Regions from separate parts of the Homo sapiens genome. Here all the other regions are linked to region 3. A link is a loop called in an ENCODE intact Hi-C map of the cell type or tissue named here. Cell type or tissue: endothelial cell of umbilical vein. All regions are shown on one strand.

Region 1 (2,500 bases), 83 kb after region 3:
AGAACTTGACATTTAATTGGATAAGGGGTCATAAAGAAATATAATTTTCAATTTAAAAAATGGATATCTGAGAAAACAGTGAAGCCGTGAGTAGAAATAAGGAAATGAGGAGTTTCCCCTCCTGTTGGGGGAGTTTAAGGTAGTCACTGAGTTTTTAAGGTACACGTTGAACTTAAAGGTACTGATTTGTATCCGGGTGGAGACATCGAGCAGGAAGACTGAGATATGGGAATTCGAGCTATAGATTTAGGGGTTTCCTACAAAAGTAGGGATAGTTAAGGCCATGGCAGGAAGTGGCCCCATGAGGTGGGGGTACATATAAATAGGGAGCCAAAGGAAGAGCCTCAGGGTTCTTGGAGAGATACAAAAAAGAAAAAATAATCAAGACAGGAGCAGTTGTGATAAATGGAGTGTGGTGAACTGTATCAGAAACTGACCCTTTCCAACCTTTTTTCCCAAGATGAACTTTGAGATGGGTGAAGATCTTGTGGTTTGTTCTGATTCTTTTCTTTCCTTCTTTCTTGCTTTCTTGCTTTTCTTCTTTCTTTCTTTTTTTTTAGGCTAGTCAAGTGAAGTGTTCTGATTTCTGATGTGAAGTTCACATTGTTCATAAGACAACAGGATGAATTTGGGACAAGATAACGGATTTAGATTTAAGTGCATCTTCTATGACTCCCGGATTTCCAGAGTCTAGTATCTAATAAAAGCTAATTAATATAAGTAAATCTCATGCATAGGTGGTACCTTGAGCTGATGTACTGTTGAATGAGTTGGAGGAGTTATTAAAACTGTACAATCCAAAGATTAAAGGGAGATAAAGAAACATTAATAGGGCATAATGTCAACATGACTTTATCATTATGGAACTTTTGAAGTTTAGGAGAACAGAACATTCAGAAGCAAAAAATGGATTTTACAGATGCCCAGCATTGGTTCCCTTAAACAATTTGAGCTGCCAAAGCTAATGCTGTATGTTAGAAAATTGCTATTAGAGAATCTATCAGATAATTTATAGAAAGTAACAGAAAAGAAACAAAACAAAACAAAAAACTTCTCTTAGAGTGCAACCAGATTATTTATGGAACTATTATAAATTTTTAAAAATCATAATTTGATAAATCACTAGTTAAGAATCAAATGGCATAGAAATTATAAAACATTTGATTGATTATGAAAACTGATACACTTCTTACTTTCCCAAACCCCTGGAGAAGGCAATGCCTCTCAGGAGCAAGTCCAGATATTCAGAATCATTGCATTGCAAGAGCAACATCTAGTGACAAAGCCAGCACATTACAAATTTGTAGAATAACGAAATGAGCACTCCAGTCTTAGTACTGAGTCATAGAATTGAGTGTATGTAGGTCTGCTCTAAACAATAAAATGATTTTCTAGAAAGCAGAAATACTGCCTTTCACTGCCACACTCTGAATTTTATTAATTCATTCCACCTTTCTCTGTTTTCTCACTACACACAGAAATTAACTTGTAATTTCCTTAATTTTTGTCTGTCATATGGAGAGATATATACTATAGTGGTTAACAGCACAGATTTTGGAGCCAAAGTGAATTGGTTTGTTTCTCAGCTGCATTATTACTAGCTATGCGACATTAGGTAACCTCTCCATGTCTCAACATTTTTACCTGTCAAACAGGGTTCTGTGAAAATTAAATTAATTATTACATATGTACAACTCTTGATAACAGTGCTTAGCACATAAAAGCAGATTAGTTATTGAGTTATAGTTATTATCAATACCAGTAGGTATCTTTATTTTTATATGGATGGTCCTCAACTTAACGATTATTTTACTTATTTTATTTATTTATTTATTTTTTGGAGACAGAGTCTCACTCTATTACCTAGACTGGAGTGCAGTGGCACAATCTTAGCTTATTGCAACCTCCACCTCTCTGGCTCAAGTGATCCTGCTATCTCAGCCTCCTGAGGAGCTGGGACCACAAGCACGCACCACTACTCCTAGCTAAGTTTTTGTATTTTTTGTAGAGACAGGGCTTCGCCACGTTGTCCAGGCTGGTCTCAAACTCAAGCGATCCACCCACCTTAGCCTCCCAAAGTGCTGGGATTACAGGCCACCACGCCCTGCCCAATTTACAATTTTTGAGTTCACAATGGCGCAAAAGCCATATGCATTCAGCAGAAACTATACTTTGAGTACCCATACAACCTTCCTGTTTTTCACTTTCAGTACAGTATTCAATTACATGAGATATCGAACACTTTATTATAAAATAGGCTTTGCTTTGGATGATTTGCCCAACTGTACACTAATGTAAGTGTTCTGAGCACATTTAAGGTAGGTTAGGTTAAGCTGTAATGTTTGGTAGGTTAGGTGTGTTAAATGCATTTTCAACTTAGGATGGGCTTTTTGGGACATTGTAAGTTGAAGGGCATCCATAATTAAAGGGTTGCATGTCTGTATTTCCAGCTGATGAGAGCTTCTTTAATCTTAATTCATGTCTGTCCATTGCAATCAAG
Region 2 (2,500 bases), 170 kb before region 3:
AATATTTGACATGAGGCTTTTGATGTGTTTTTGTTTGTTTGTTTTTGTTTTCATGGTTAGCCTGTTTCTCTTAAAAGCAAAGTTGAGAGAAGGAAAAATACCCACATACTGTATTCTCTTTTCAGTTAGACTTTAGGTTTACCAAGTTTTACCCCACTGCCCCACCACTTCACAATTAATTATGCACATTGAGAAATTGTAACTTATATCAAATTATGTTCTAAATATATTGTTTGTTTCATGGAAGTAAAGATTAATAGCCTAAAAGGGGCTTTAAAGATTATATGTTCAACCCTCTCAATTTATAAGAGAATGGAAGCTCAAGGAGTTAAAGGAACGTGGCCAAGTTCATGCAGCCACACTGCATGGCAGAACTTAAATTCAGATTCTTTTTTTAACTCCCCCAAATTATATTTAAAGACCATAATTAGTTTAGGATTTTTGGAAATACTTTTATCATAAAAAATTGCAAAGGCAGAAGCTTACAGAGTTGAATATATTATATGTATGCCTACCACCCAGCTTTATTGAATTTTAATATGTATTTAGATTTGGAAATAAAATATTATAGGTAGAGTCGAAGCTCTTCTCCCATGTTCTCCTCCAAAATTCTCATCACTTCTGCCTTTCCTCAGAGGTAACGATCTGAAAAATTTGATGTGTTTCAGGAATTCCTTTAGGAACACTTTTAAAAGGAAATAAATTCTAAAAGTAATTACATTTACAGAGAGTTTTTATTCTTACTAAACTCAGTAAACCTTTAATGTTAATAAGAGAATGCAAATAAAGTTTGTTTACAGAAAGAAAAAAAAAACACCCAGTGGAAGGAAACTGACTGTCCGGATATGTCTTCCAGCAAAACACCAAACTGAAACTAAGTTTTACTGACTAAAGATCATACATAAGAGATCTTTTGGTTTAATAATAAGAACCAAATCCTGTTTCTCTATGAGTGAAAATGGAGAGAGATGCTTTATGGGCATGCAACCATGGAGTAACAAAACACCCTATAGCTCAAGGGGTCCTTTGCTTGGCTTAATGCTCTGTTATTGCTGTCTCAAAATTCTAGATACTTTTTAAACAAAGGGCACCATATTTTTATTCTGCCCTGAGCCTTGCCAATTATGTTGCTGGTTCTGGTTCCCAAGGCAAGTGGCAGCTAGCTACCGTCTAAGGACTCTTGAGGTGACAATGGCTGTCAAATCCACTTTGTCCTCAGGAGGGTGCTGTTCCACCTTTAATACTCAGTCCTAGTCTTAGATGCAGACTTTTTGCCTTCATTTCCCAATGTGCAGCTAAATATAAAATCAGGAATGTGTAAGTAGGATTTTAAAGTCTGAGCTACTCCAAAAGAGAAATAGACATGGAAATACAAATAGATATGAATTTGTTATCTATTTGTTGAGCTTTGACCTTGTGCCGGGTGCATGGTAAATTCTGTGTTTCTTTAATTTGTATAACACCTTATGATACAGATGTGATCATTCCCATTTTACAGATAAACTGAGAAACAGGCAGTTTAAGTATCTTCCAAAGAGTAAATAGCTAGTAAAAGGAAGAATTAGAATTTTAGCCCAGTTCTCTCTGCCTTCAGAGATCATAAGTGGAAGTTTTGTTTGTTTTTGTTTTTAATCTAGAAAGGATAATTCTAGAAACAGCCAAGTAACAATTTTTTTTCAATTTTTTTCAAATGTCATTCTCATAAAATGAGAAAGATTTTCCATGGTGCATCATGCAATTTTTGAACCCACCTTACTAATTAGATGCAAGGTCCTGTATTATTGTCCTGTTCCAATAATCATGTATCTCAAGGTTTATTTGTCCAGTGGAAAAGTTAACTATTTATTGTTATGTTAAAATGCGACCCAGTATACCTAGTACCCATACAGAAAACACATTTCCTTGCAGGAGTTTATATTATTACAGTATAAGTTGGTCTCTACTATAAAATGAAGCAATGGTAAGTACCACATTGAATATGATATTTCCTCATAGAGTTTAAAGAGCAAATCAATATCAGATTAAGAAAATTCCCTTTGTTTCTCAGTTTATCATCATAAATGGGGGTTACATTCTATTGAGTGCGTTTCCCACATCTACTGAGATTTTCATACTTTTTTCTCCTTTCTTAAGAACATAAGGTGTCCAATTACATTACTTGGCTTTTTAACATTTTAAATCTTGAATAGCTGATATAAATTCCACACAGATATTACATATTCATTTTGTTATACATTACTGAATTTGGTTTGCCAAACTTCTCTATTGTATCTTTGTTGTCTATTCAATCCATTTTTGATTTTATTTTTATAATAAATACCCTTTCTTCTACTTTCCTTGGGTTTATTCTCTTGTTTTCATTCTAACTTCTTAAGGTGAATGCATGGCTCATGTATTTTAAGCCTTCCTTCTTTTTATTTCCCAGTATTACCATTTACAGTACACAATTCCTTTAAATACAGCTTTGGCTGGACCCCACCAGTGTTTTAGTTTTTACATT
Region 3 (2,500 bases):
ATCCCTCCATAACAGCCTGGAAGGTCAGGTTGAATTTAGAATTCTTGAACTCCTTGGATATGGGTTGGCCCTCCTCTTTCCCCATGTCCTTCCATCTCCAGGGACCTGTGAGCAGCCGTCGTGAGCCCTGGACCGCAGCCTGCTTACCCAAGTTCCTCCTACACAAGTCTCTTCACACCTCTCATTGCTGCCTCTTGGTTAAACTCCTTAGGCCTAAGGGTGTGTATGCCTGCAGCACATCCCAGGAAGAGGCTTGTGTGGCCGGGAAGTGGGTTCAAAGCCATTTGGACAGAGAATGTGGGGGTCCAGCAGATGCAAAATGTAGTTTAGAGAGGGGAGCAAAGCTGCTCCCTTGGCCCGGCCAACTCCTTACTTCCTTGGGTGGAGGGCAGCAGAAGGAAGGCCAGGCTAAGGCCCTCTGATTACAGCACAGGGCCCAGCAAATGGATGCATCTTATGCTAAGGGCGGCACTGCTGTAATCATATCATTACATTTTAGGCAAAAGTGGCATGAATATTCCTTTCAAGGACTGAGCGCCTGTCTACCCTCTCTCTTACAGAGTTCTAAGATGAATCCATTGGCCAGTAAGATCTATTTCCTGTCAGTTCTGCAGGAGCTGGCATTTTCCATAGTTATTGATTATTTAGTTAAATACAAAATGGTTCACCCCTCATTAGGGCAATCAGCCTGTCATGATCACCATCCAGTGTCATGCAGCCTAATTCCCAGCTGGCTCGGGGCCTGGTAGAATAGTGTGACTTTATCCTGCAAACCCAAGAGCACTGGCAATTAGTTGCCTTTGTGCTCCATGTTTAGTACTGTAGTATGGCTGCACCTGAAGAACTGGAAAAATAAGCCTGCATAGCCAGGAGGACTCACTTCCTCATGATGGTTATCTGTAGCCGACTTCACAATGCCTTAAGAGAAGAAGGACCATCTATCTTCCATTTCTATCTTAGCAAACATTTACTCAAGTGCTAAGTCCTAATGCTTCATTCTAAAAAAAAAGTACTAATACACAGGGCCACTCTTCAACAACAGAATATCCATTTTCACCCAGCAGCACCCAACCTTTGTTCTGCATATAAAACAGCCCCAGAGCCAAACCAATGGAGAATGAAAAGGACAGTGGAGGGCGTTTGTGGGGGAAGTGAAGACAGTGACTAGTTGCTTGAATATAGCTTTTCTGAATACCACAGTATGTTCATCTTTTGAAAAACATTTAGCATTCTGGGTAAGAATGACCCTTTTGACGTTTTTCACCTGAAAATTCTAGGTGAAAGACTAGGTTTCTCAGTACAATGAGGGAAGGAACACCTCCCCATTCCCCGCCAGTCACAATTACGCCTCCCTGGGATTGTTCTGGGTTGGTCCTTCCTCAGCCACTGTTGTTGCAACCCTGTACTTTACTGACTGCGTCTGTCAGGAAGGAGACAGGAAATTGTAGTCACCCTCACAGCAGCTGCGCCATTCCTCCTATCCTCCTCTAATGACGTTGGTTGGCTTTGGTGACACGAGGTCAGGAACTGAGCCACAGTGAAGGTCAGGAAGATAGGTCACTGTTTATGCCGTTGTTGGGCTGGGGACCCTGCTGAGGCTATTTGCTTTCTTCCTTTCTATACTGTTTCTCTTTCCGTTCCTCTTTTTATAATGGAGAGCCAAAGCATCCTGTTTTCAAAACATCTGACTGTTTTGCCACTGAGGAACTCATGCTCTGATGCATTTTGCTGAAGTGTAAGACAATTCTTCTAATTCAGGAGGTGATGAAAATTGAAACACAAAATTAATGAACAATTCTAAGAAGGCAATCTGTTGTTAAGCAAAACGGCTAGCTCTAACATGTCTAATCGAATTTGGGCAGCTGGCAGGAGGTTCACTAGCCATCCTTTTCATCTTAAATAACAATACCATTGCCTTGTAAAACTTCTGCTGAACTTATTCCATCTTCTAGTAATTCTTGGAGGAAAATAATTTACAAGACTAACCTACCTGGCAGCACCATTCTCTAAAATTCTGGAATTCCATCTGGACTGTGGCCAGCATTAAGGGATCAGAGAAATTTGGGCCAAACAGAGGACGATGTTTCTTAGCTAACTCTCTAGGCTATGAAGTACATTTGAGAAAGTCTTTTAGGAGATTTGAATCACTCAGTTTTCTTCAAAATTTAAAGGATTAAGGAAAACAAACAAACTAAAAAAGCACAACCCTACCTAGATGAAGTAAAGATGAAAGATGCTTGCTTTTCCTCCACCAAACACAGTTAACTCTCTACCAGTTGCATGTAGACTGCACTTATGTAATTCCCAAATACCCCTCAGCATAACACAATTTCACCTATCGCTGTTCTTAAGATCAGACATTGCAAACAAAACTTAGTGGCCACGTAGCTGAAACAGAACTAGGAACACAGAGTTTTTGCAAAAATGTAGTGGATACCACTGATAAGTACACTCCCTCTATAACATTTCTTCACATCACTTCCAGATCTGCAACTCAGAG

The links. Hi-C counts contacts between places; a loop is a spot of excess contacts. Peaks named below come from ENCODE experiments on the same cell type or tissue, not always from the same donor. Only the 100,000 strongest peaks of a DNase experiment are listed, where the experiment ranks them.
Region 1: a loop joins it to region 3, with 4 times the contacts of the local background. A loop is called at or near these places in 22 of 110 quality-filtered maps.
Region 2: a loop joins it to region 3, with 3 times the contacts of the local background. A loop is called at or near these places in 2 of 110 quality-filtered maps.

What each region holds. Positions count from the first base shown.
Region 1 is chr1:66,252,279-66,254,778 of GRCh38, reverse strand. All of the region lies in intron 4 of PDE4B (phosphodiesterase 4B), which reads right to left. Among named protein-coding and RNA genes, the nearest start is that of PDE4B-AS1, 200 kb to the right of the region's middle. In endothelial cell of umbilical vein, a CTCF peak has its summit at 1,285; a DNase peak (open chromatin) is centred at 1,258.
Region 2 is chr1:66,502,764-66,505,263 of GRCh38, reverse strand. No RefSeq gene overlaps it. Among named protein-coding and RNA genes, the nearest start is that of SGIP1, 30 kb to the left of the region's middle. In endothelial cell of umbilical vein, a CTCF peak has its summit at 1,193; a DNase peak (open chromatin) is centred at 1,213.
Region 3 is chr1:66,335,161-66,337,660 of GRCh38, reverse strand. The region is part of intron 8 of PDE4B (phosphodiesterase 4B); the gene reads right to left. Among named protein-coding and RNA genes, the nearest start is that of SGIP1, 200 kb to the left of the region's middle. RefSeq lists enhancers at 566-615, 676-725. In endothelial cell of umbilical vein, no CTCF peak of the experiment used is centred here; DNase peaks (open chromatin) are centred at 1,520 and 2,390; H3K4me3 peaks cover 828 bases; H3K27ac peaks cover 2,500 bases.